Regions from separate parts of the Homo sapiens genome. Here region 1 is linked to region 2. A link is a contact called in ENCODE Hi-C or POLR2A ChIA-PET data. All regions are on one chromosome and are shown on one strand. Each heading gives the region's core, a stretch centred on a gene start or an enhancer-like site at or near the end of the contact. The rest is flanking DNA. Distances are from core to core; before and after follow the strand shown. Region 1 holds the start of RAP2A (RAP2A, member of RAS oncogene family). Region 2 holds the start of TEX30 (testis expressed 30).

Region 1 (5,616 bases), core at 1,539-4,038, 5.3 Mb before region 2:
AGGGGAAATAGCCTGAGAAATGTCACAAAGCTGTCCTACTCTGTATTATGCTAAATGGAGTGACTACGGAGCCCACTCACTATTTTTGTGACAGCTTCAATCCAGAGCTTCTCAACATCTAGGGACCTAGGAGTCATGAAAACAGTTACTTAAGGCAACCTTCTGGACCCCACAATCCCAATACAAATTTCTCAAAAACATTAATCACTGGAACTTCATTCCTTGCAAAGTAAATGGACTTAGAGCTCCTTTGTAATGCAAGGTACTAGATGAGTTGTCATGATCTAGAGAGAAAGCTTCACGCTTCCTGGCTCTATTTAACAACCCTAAGAACTTCTTATCACCAAGATGCACAGTTAGAATCTTAAGACAGTCTGTCTTTCCTTGGAAAAGAAGTATAGCTTCTACTAACCCAAAGTAACCATGAATAAGCATACCAATTTTACACAAAATATGAGACTTCTGGAAAGCTAGGTGAACACCATACTTACCTACATCCTCTTGAAACATCCCTGCCAAAGTAGCTCAGATATGAAGCATCCATGTAAGCTCTTTCAATTTTAATTCACTATTTCATGTTAACTAGCCTAGGATGAAATAGTAGATCCTCTTCGGTTCCAGTTCCCTTAAAACAGTCCTGATTCTTAGTCCTTTTTATTAATATAATACCTTCACTGCTGATTCTGGTGGCTCAGATAGTACCATTCATATTTTAATGATATGTAATCAAGAAATGCTGAGTTATATTTTACTACATACACATTTTTAAATTCAGAGGACATTTGTCCTTGATAATTTTAAATGAAAACTTGGTGTGTGTTCATTACAGCAAGGTAATGCAAATATAAGTTATCCATTCTAATATAACGAAGCTATAGGGAAATAAGAAACTACTAAATTTGAGTAGTCTTTGTAGTAGTTTGACTATCGACAGAAAAGATGGTGAAAGAATACCTGGCTTTTAACTCAGACCAAAATCCCCTCTGCATGATGACCTTGTGGGAAAGAGGAACGGGGAGAGGTATGCCAGGCTCTAACAACAGAACTACAGAAACGTGTTATTCGCAGGAAATGTGCGACAGTAACGAACAGGTGAGACTAGTTTGAGAAGGACATAGTTTAAAGAAAGTAAACTGAATAACCAGTTACTGCAAAAAATAATGCAGGAAAGCTTGGGGATGTATCGTCTCCTAAATTTGACGTTATGGGTGGGAGAGGATGTGTAACTAAGATGCAATGCTAGCGACAGAACGCTAAGTTTTAAAACTCAATAGTGAAAGAAAAAAAATAATGTTTTGGGAGGAACGCCTGGAAGACCCATGCAACTGCTGCACGATGTTTCCTTAAGGACCGGAACATTTCTCACCCTGAAGACAAAAGTCCCTGTGTTCTCGATTCAGCCCACATCCCTCAGCACCATTTCCATGCCCATCATTTAGGCAGAATGCCACGGAGGCGACGTGAAAAGTGGAATTCATCATTCTGGCTTGCAACGCATCTTGTTCTTTTGCCAGAACAGGGCACAGCAACTGGCTCCTCAATCTCTGCCCCTCCCAAACCCCAGCAGCCGGTCCCTGTCTCCATCCCGCCGGCCTCGGTGGCAAGGGGCTCGCGAGCTCTGGTTGGCTTGGCCGAAGCTTCCGTCACTCGCCAGCTCACCTACGATTGGTTGGCAGAGCGTGCGCGAAGAGCCCCGCCTGGCAAGGCACTGGGAGGTGGGCTTGCGGATCCTACGACTAGCGTTTTTCTCGATTGGTTGAAGGAGTAAAGGCACGTGGTATGGGGGCGCTCTCTTATTGGTCGTGAATGGTACCTTGTGGTACAGAGACGTGATGTGGTTGGCTAGAATGAATCCCAGCTTCCCACTAGATGCCCCTAGCTGGCTGTTGCTATGAGGAGTCCAGGGCCTTCCGGCTGCCGTTCGGGATTCCGCTCTCCAGGTTTTCAACTCACCCGTGGCTGACAGGGCGTGGGAAGAGCTCGACTTCAGTTCGGCACCGAAAGGGGCGGGTCTAGAAGAAATGTGGGCGGGTCCAGAGGGTTGGTGGGCGGGACCCCGGCGACGTCAGCGGGCTTGGACCCGACTTCCGTGGTGTGTGGCCGCCTCTGACTCGCCCCTCTGGCGCGCTGCTAGAGGGGGGCGTCACCCTCCCATCAATGTCCTAACGCTCCAAAGCTTCATTTTGTTGCGTTTACACAACTTCAGTCAGAAGCCTGTAGGTGCCCCCCCCTTAAAGCTTCACATGCTAATACAAGATAAAACCAAAGCTCTAGGAGTGCTGACAGACTGGGTGGCATCGGACAAAGGCCCTCGCGGCCCCTCTTGGGCCTTGGGCATCTCTCCTTCACTCCCCGCCTCAGGATAAAGCTTGGAGGTAGCTCTAGCCCCTCTACCATCTCATCCCTTCCGAATTCTTAATGTCTCGGGAGTCTCAGGTTGACGCTGCTCCTGGCTTGGGCGGGAACTGCGCATGCTCGGTACACAGGCCCTGGGGTCTGACTGGGCGCGCTGGGTTCGGCGCTGCTCGGCGGTCGCGGTGCTTGTTTATCTCCGCGCGGGCAGAAGCTTCCGAGCCCCGCAAAGCCTCTCGGGAGCGCTCGCGGCCCGTCGCCTAGGGGGCGGGGGCGGGGCTGCGCCGCGGGCTCCGCCCCGGCCGCCGGACCCCGCCCCTGGCCGCGCTGCGGCTGGGGCTCGGGCGCGCGCTCGAGCGCTGGGGGTAGCGGCGGCGGCGGCGGCGGCGGCGGGCGGGGATCTGGGCGTGGAGGCGCGAGGGGCGGGGCGGGCGGCACTGCGGGCCCGCGGCTCGGGCGGCACCAGCGGCTCCCGGTCTCTCTCTCTGCTCGCCCTCAGTCCCACCCGGTGCCTACGGGGCCGCATCGCCGCCCGGCTCGGCCCGGCCCATGCCCAGGGCCGCTGCTCCCTCAGTTGCCGCCGCCGCCGCCGGCGCCCAGGGGGCCGCCGCGGCTGTGAGGTGGGGGCGGCAGCGGGAGGCGGCGGGGCGGGCCGCCGGGGCCGGGGCTGGGGGCGCAGCGCGGCCGGCGTAGGTCTATGTCGCGGGCGGCGGCGGCGGCGGCGGCCGCGGAGGGACGATGCGCGAGTACAAAGTGGTGGTGCTGGGCTCGGGCGGGGTAGGCAAATCCGCCCTGACCGTGCAGTTCGTGACCGGCACCTTCATCGAGAAATACGACCCCACCATCGAGGACTTCTACCGCAAGGAGATCGAGGTGGATTCGTCGCCGTCGGTGCTGGAGATCCTGGACACGGCGGGCACCGAGCAGTTCGCGTCCATGCGGGACCTGTACATCAAGAACGGCCAGGGCTTCATCCTCGTCTACAGCCTCGTCAACCAGCAGAGCTTCCAGGACATCAAGCCCATGCGGGACCAGATCATCCGCGTGAAGCGGTGAGCGAGGGCACACGGGGGCTTGGCGGCTGCACCCCGGAGTCACCGTCCCGGGGCTGGAACTCCCCGCGCGGGGCTCCGGGGAAGGGGCTTTCTGGGGGGTGGCTCCAAGCTGGAGGCTTTACTATTGTCATTCTGCTCCTCCTCCTCAATCTCAAATTTGAGTGCTTTGTTTCACAACTAAAATTTGGCATCGTGTTAGCCCACAGAACAGCTCTTTGTCTCTTGGACGTTGTTAGCATTGCTTGTTACAGAGCCCCCAAGGAAACAAAGTTTAAAACTTGCAGGGGGGAAAGGGGTGGATAGATTTGTCTTGGGAAGAGAGGAACTGTGCAGGTATAGTCGAGACATTTGCAGACTGAACAACAACAATCTGCCTTGGCAATGTTTGACAGTAAAAATCGCTCACACACCTATACAGTAAAGTCAAGTCCAGAGGAAGGAGACCTTTCTCATCTCGTTAAAGGTTTATGGTTCCAAGGCGTTTTACAAAAATTAAGTCTCTAATTTAGTGCAAAACTTTAAAGACAGATTATTAAATTATTTGAAGACATCATAAGCTAAATGGGGTTTCGAGAATATTAACAGAGGAGTACAAATAAGCCATTCACAGGAAAAGAATGCAGCTTAACTGTTTGTTTTTGTTTTTTTGTTTTTAATATAGCCGCCTTAACCCCTTCCAAAAAAAAAAAAAAAAAAAAAACACCACCACACCACCACCACCAGTTCCTGGAAACAAAACAGAAGCTTCTTCAAAAGTGTGACACAAGTATTAGCTAATTTAAAGTTAATGTTAATAAGCCTTTATATATATATATAAATTCTTTTCTAAAGTATACATTTTGGAAATATGGCTGATAAATGATTTAAAATGTTTGTTTTCTCTTAAATTCACTGAATATATTTTTCCGTGTAATTTTAAGCATTAGAAATGTGATAATATCTTAGTTCAAAGTTTTGGCAAATTTTTCTAATTATCATTTAATTACACATTACTGTTTCATCTAGTTCTTGTTAGTTAATGCCTGCTGATAATTTTGGTGTCCTTTTTTTCCTGCCTTATTCTACCTAGAGCCTAAATCTGAAGACCTTTACTGAAAGATGGTTGTAAGTGCACCGTAGACACAGTCACATTGTAAGTCAGTTTGAGTCCACTCATTTTGAAAGAGCAAGGACCAAGTTATGTGTACCCAGGGGATGATCAAAAATTCATTACGAGTAGTGAGTTTTTAATGCAACCTATGAGATCAAAGAGAAGGCTCTCTCTCTATTGCTCCACCCCCCCTTAACTGAGTATGCACTTTAATCGCTGAACTAAAATCGTGCATGTTATTCATCCTTGTGTTAAATTCCAAACTAGAATAAAGCAGATATTTTCGTGGTCTCTGCTGCTAAGATTTGTAAATTTGATAGCTTTGTACTTCTCCAGTATCATTTTCCTAAAGTTAAATGTTTATAGTTAAGAGATGAACAATTCTGGTGTTAAACTTAGTATGAGGATGGCATTTAAGGGGCTACATTTAAGTTACTTAAATTCTTATTACCCCCTCCCCCAACCACTCAATTAAAAAGAAACAAACCAAACCAACTGCAGGGTAGTCTGATACATTGCCACATGTCAATGTTAGGCCAAATGCATACATCAAAAAATAATCTAAGTAAATGCCCCAACAGCCTCACCCTTCACATTTAGATATATATGCTTAAAGATATGAAGATGCACATATACACTGATAAAGCCACATACCCATGGCTAACTTCTTGACACAAGCCTAGGGAACAAATATGGCAAAATATTATTGGATAATATGGTCCACATAATTTTGTAGTTTCTTGTAATTTAGTGCAGATTACTTTTCTCAGTTATAATAATAGGTTAGTCTAAACTCAGCATATTGGAGCAATTTGTTTATTTTCACTATGACCCAGAGGAAAAACATAGAGTAAAATTCTGCATGCCCAGTATCATTTTACTCACTAGTCTCAGTTCTTGATATAAAAAGATCATTGATCAGCTGAAGTAGAGTTCATAAATTCTCTTCACCAGAATTCAACCGTTGTATACATAAGAACCTCTTGGACCCTCACTTGTGTGTCTTTGTAATATGGTAGTAGTAAGGTATTTTACACCTCATCCTAACCCCAGCGTCTGGCTTCCCATCATTGATGGAGAGGACATGTGAATGCAGGTGGCCTCTTCTTTACCAGTCTT
Region 2 (5,344 bases), core at 2,091-4,590:
TCTTTCCATTAACCCATTTTCTTCATCATTATAGTTCCCAAGCCTACCCATCCACATCTTGTCATGGAACTTCACAGTGCTGCTAGAAGGCAGAGTATATATGTCTTCACCCTGTTTACTTTGGACTTGGCTACGTAACTTGTTTTAACTAATGGAATGTAGGTAGACATTTCAATGTGTGACTTCTGAGCTGAGGCATGGCAAACTTCCAGAAGCCCTTTTGAACTTTCACCCTCAGCCATGAGAAAAACATGCTCTAGGTGGTTTTGCATTTTCAGCCTGGGTCTCAAAATGAAGACACACGGAACAGAACTGAACCCAAAACTGAAGTCTGGAGTCCAGACTAGTCTAACCAACATCTGACCAACAGCTGATCTGAAGATCCATGAGCATAAAATGTAAGCCACTGAAATTTTGGGGTTGTTATGCAGCATTCCTTCCTATGTTAAGAGCTCTTGTATTGTTTAAGACATTACCAACATCAGGATCTCCATTACTCACCCATTTTTCCCATTAACATTTATTTATTCATTCATTCAATAGGTAACAATAACATGGTTTAAAGTTCAAAAGGTACCAAGAATATGTAGTGAAAAAGTCTCACTCATTCCACTCTTGACTTGACATCAGATTCCCCTCTCCAAAGGTAACCAATATTATCTGCTTCTTACTTATCCTTCCACATAGCACTGTACTTATTTTCACACGATGTAAGTGTATTTATAAGATAAATTCCTGGGGAAGGAATCGCTGTGTCAAAGGGTTTGTTCATAATTTTTTACAGAATTTTTTCATAGAACTTCCCAAGGTGAATACATTTCATTTTTGAATAGGTATCATGTGCACACGGTACATTAAAAAAATGTAAACAGAAGTCAAAGTATTTGTTCATAATTTACAGAATATGTTTTTCATAGATCTTCCTGAGGTGAAGAATACATTTCATTTTTGAATAGGTATCGTGTGTACATGGTACATTTTAAAAGACAATGTAAACAGAAGTTTCCACACACTCTTCCCCCAACCACCAAGTTCCTTTCACTTCCTAGAAACCACCATAAGCAACTTATTATGTACCTTTCCCCATCTGTGTGTGTGAGCGTGTAGAATTCTCTTATTTCAGCCTGGAGAGCATTAGTCTGATCTGACTGCAAAAGTTTTGGAAGTTGAGTGAGACAAAGGAGATGAAAGACTTCAAGCTTCAGTGTCCCTATCTTCATACATGCAGCCCCACAATTATGCCTGGGTTTCTCAGTTCAAAGATCCTCTGTTTTACTTTCTCAAGAGAATAAGCCTCCATCCAGTCTTCTAACAAGGGGAAAGGCAGTCACCCAACAGGTGAAATGGGGAAGGGGATCTGGATATCCAATTGCTTCTCAGATTTCACCTAAATCATCTTTCTTTAAGCTCCTTACACCCACCTTCTGCACCACACCACCTTCATTCCCAGTACCACCGCTGTCCAGTGCTGCCAGTTTCCGTGCAGTTTGAAGATTCTGTGGTTAATACAGGGTTTGCTAAGCCATACATGTTTTGGAGCCCGCTATTTGATTGCCAGCGTTTCCTTTCCTATTCTCCCATTGCTGGAGGTTCATGTTTGTTTTTAAATAGCCTTAATGTAAGTTTAGTGAAACTTCATGAAGGAGTAAATTTAGATGCATGTAAACAACCACTATCTTAATTTAGAATGCTTCCCTATTTTTTTTTTTTTTGAGACAGGTTCTCGCTCCGGCGGACAGGCCGGAAAATTGAGTGGCGCAATCATAAGCTCACTGAATCCTCGAACTCCTGAGCTCAAGCGATCCTCTCGCCTCAGCCTCTTGAGTAGGTGGGACTACAGACGCTCACCACCACGCCCGCTTATTATTTTTAAATGTTTTTGTAGAGACGAGGGTCTCCCTATGTTTCGCAGGCTGGTCTTGAACTCCCGGGCTCAAGCGATACCCCCTGCCTTGGCCTCCCAAACCGTTGGGATCCCAAGGCGTTTGCCACCTCTCCCGGTCTGCTTTACTTCTTTTCAGACTTCACGATGCACAGTGTGTTCTTCACGGCAGCTGCACACATGCTGGTTTTCTTCAGAAACACGGAAAATGCCCCATAATGCAATCCCCAAGCAACCTGCTCTAGGTCATCTGGGTTTGTTTTTTTGAGACAGAGTCTTGCTCTGTCCCCCAGGCAGGAGTGCAGCGGCGCGATCTCGGCTCACTGCAGCCTCTGCCTCCCGGGTTCAAGAGATTCTCCAGCCTCAGCCTCCCGAGTAGCTGAGATTACAGGCGTCCGCCACCGCGCCCAGCTAATTTTAGTAGAGACGGGGTTTCACCATGTTGGCCAGGCTGGTTTTGAACTCCTGACCTCAGGTGATCCACCCGCCTCGGCCTCCCATGGTGCTGGGGTCAGGCGTGAGCCACCGTGCCAGGCCACTGTCGTCTGGGTTTTCATCTCTGGCTTCAGGTTCAGAGAGGGCAGGGTTTGAAGCCTGGCCCGGCCTCAGTGCCCTCAATGGCGATGGTGAAGATGACCGGCTAGAGGTGCTGCGCCCACGAAACGCCAGCTCTAGTGGCGTCCGGAGCGCCGGCTCCACCGGCTAGGCGGTCGGCGGAGTTCTAGGACGACAACTACTCACAAGGGCTGGGCGATCACCTCCCACGCCACGGGACGGAGACGCCACAGCCCCTTCAACTTTCAGTTACAAACGTTCGTGCCCTGTTACGTCCACAGCATTAAGCTGGCTGTCGTGGGGCAAACAAAAACGTTGAGTCCGAGTCTTACGGGGGGTCGGGTCAACAACCCCAGCAAACATGGAGAGAAAATTCAAAGCGGGTCTCACGGGCGTGCGGGGCTCGGCGGCGCTCGGGGCACGGGATCCGTTCTCTCCGCAAATGCGCGCTGCCGGGGCTGCGCCGCGGGCTGCCCCGGTCGACCCCTCTCAACTCCGAGGCTACTTCGAGCCAGTCACCCGGGACTGGCTGACGTGGTCCAGGTTGGCCCCGTCCGGCTCTCCCCGCCCGTACCAACCCCACATTCCGCCCTCCTACCCGGCAAAGCGGACGAAGCCCCCACCGGCTGGTGCCCGCGGGCACCGAACTTAGCGGAACGCCTCCCGGCTCGGACCAGACGCCCCTGAGGAGTGACGCCCGCGAGCCTCAAACGTCTCAGGCGGGCCTGCCGGGTGCTCTCCCCGTCTCCCAGGAAGCCGCCCGTCAGCCGGCGGCGCCAACCGCCACCGCCGCACTTACCCGGGAAGGCAAAAGTGGCCGCGGGCACCCAACCGCCGTCACTCCCTTCAGGGAGCTGACTAGCGCGCTCGAAGCGACCGCCTCGCCTGCCCCGCCACAGCGTTCGGCTACGACGCACGCGCGCGCAGGCCACGCCCCCCGGGTGCGCGGGCCGGGCCGCAGAGCACGCCGGGAGCGTGGGTCTCCCAGCCCGCCACATCCCAGGGCTGTACGCGCGGACTAGCGGAGCTAGGGGAAGGTGCCAGGGTGGCCGCCGCCTCAGTAGCACGCGGACGGCTGGAAAGTCAGCCCCCGTTTCCGCCTCACCCAGGATTGCTCCACTCGGGGCCTTTCCGCATCCCAGCCACCACTCCATTCCGAGGCGCGATCAGCTCTGACCAGTCTTCCTCACACCCATAGTCGATTCGTTACTCCCGTTAAGGTCAAACGCTGACAGAAACCAGCCGCTTCGCACACTTCTACATGGGGTCAAGCCCCCTGTTATCTTTGCGGGGATGATTGTAACAATCACTTAAATGGTCGCTTCGTACCATCTTGCCCCCGCCTGGGCCTTGTCGGCGACGCCGCAGCCACGTGGATGCTGTGGAAGCCTGTCCCCTGGATCTTCCAAAGGCTCCGCGCTCATTGCCACAGCCAGCGGCCGGCAGTGGCCTAGGCTGTTGCACGCGATCGGTCCCCCACATCTCCCCTCTCCATCTGGCTCCTTTCCCTGGAAGCCCAGGGCAGCCCACACTTCGCTGTCCTCACCCCCACTCACCAGGCGGGACCCCACGACGACCGGCTTTTGTCCTGGCTGCTCCCTCCCAGCGTGGGCCGCGTCTCCTCGGGGTCGACAGGGCGCGTGGTTTTCACAGCGAGGCCTCCCCTGATCACCTCCCCGCTCTTCCTGTCCTTCCCCGGTCACCTCACGAGCTATGGATGTATCTGTGTCTCCTCACTGCGCTATAAGCTCCCAGGTGAAGAAAGGGTTGCTTTTTGTAAATTTTTGTTTTAACCGTGAACCTCTTGTGTATGAATAATGCTCAGAAAAAAAAAAATTTCTTAAATGAATGAATCTTCCCCAAGCCCAGTGCAGTTGGCACCTGCCCTCTTTTCTGTCACGGTACATACAAGGAAATACATTCCACAAAACCACATAGTCGCTGTCATTTATCACAAGTGTTTCCCCAAATTACAAAGTCTTAATACTTCTTTGTCTCCTAATTTTTTAGCTGTGTTTTTAAAAAACATTTCTTTACATGCCATAAAATTCACTCATTTGAAGTGTACCATTCAATCATTTTCAGTAATTTTAAAACCATTTGCAACCATCACTATAATTTAAGAACATTTCCATTATCCCCCTGAAAAGTATTTGCACAGTTATAGTTGAGGTAGGAGATCAGCAGGACTTTCCAAGCACTGATCACCACCTGCTGAGCAAAACAGGATCTGGTCAGAACAGGATGCCCTAAAAAAACGGCCAAAACTGCCCTAAAGAAACAGGCCCAAGCCAGCTAAAACCAGGATGGTGACCAAAGTGACCTCTAGTGCCCTCACTGCTCATTATACACTAATTATAATACATGAACATGCTACAACACTTCCACCAGCACTCTGACAGTTTACGAATGCCATGGCAATGCCCAGACCTTACCTTATATGGTTTAAAAACGGAAGAATTCTCAGTTCCGGGGAACTCCCCACCCCTTTTCTAGAAAATTCGTGAATAACCCACCCCTTATTTAGCGTACGATGAAGGAGTAGGTATAAATATAGCTAGCCAGTGGCCGGGTGCCCTGGCGCATGCCTGTAATCCCAGCACTTTGGGAGACCAAGGCGGGTGGATCACCTGAGGTCAGGAGTTGGAGACCAGCCTGGCCAACACGGTGAAACCCGGCATCTACCAAAAACACAAAAATTACTCAGGCGTAGTGGCAGGCACCTGTAGTCCCAGCTACTCGGGAGCTGAGGCAGGAGAATTGCTTGAACCCTGGAGGCAGAGGTTGCAAAGCCGAGAAGAGCGCACCACTGCACTCCAGGCTGGGCAACAGAGCGAGACTCCGTCTCTCTCTCTCTCTCTCTCTATATATATATATATATACATACACACACACACATATACATAT

Evidence for each region. A loop is a pair of places that touch in the nucleus more often than their neighbours do. ChIA-PET counts read pairs that join two places held with the same protein, here RNA polymerase II (POLR2A). Pooled maps may share reads with other maps.
Region 1: a map of ascending aorta shows a loop between it and region 2 (11-fold over the local background). The contact joins the promoter of RAP2A here to the promoter of TEX30 in region 2. A Hi-C loop is called at or near these places in 4 of 168 maps with a recorded cell type or tissue (CD4-positive, alpha-beta memory T cell, ascending aorta and naive thymus-derived CD4-positive, alpha-beta T cell) and 10 of 50 pooled maps. POLR2A ChIA-PET finds 5 or more read pairs at or near these places in 3 of 52 experiments (CD4-positive, alpha-beta T cell, CD4-positive, alpha-beta memory T cell and CD8-positive, alpha-beta T cell).

What each region holds. Positions count from the first base shown.
Region 1 is chr13:97,431,381-97,436,996 of GRCh38, forward strand. RAP2A (RAP2A, member of RAS oncogene family) reads left to right here and starts at 2,789. Exons shown (of 2, transcript NM_021033.7): 1 at 2,789-3,404. The coding sequence starts at 3,091. RefSeq lists enhancers at 1,886-2,025, 1,973-2,904, 2,176-2,305, 2,326-2,375 and silencers at 2,526-2,885, 2,906-2,965.
Region 2 is chr13:102,770,446-102,775,789 of GRCh38, forward strand. It overlaps TEX30 (testis expressed 30), which reads right to left and starts at 3,341. Exons shown (of 6, transcript NM_138779.5): 1 at 3,237-3,341. RefSeq lists enhancers at 3,096-3,773, 3,774-4,451 and a silencer at 3,174-3,513.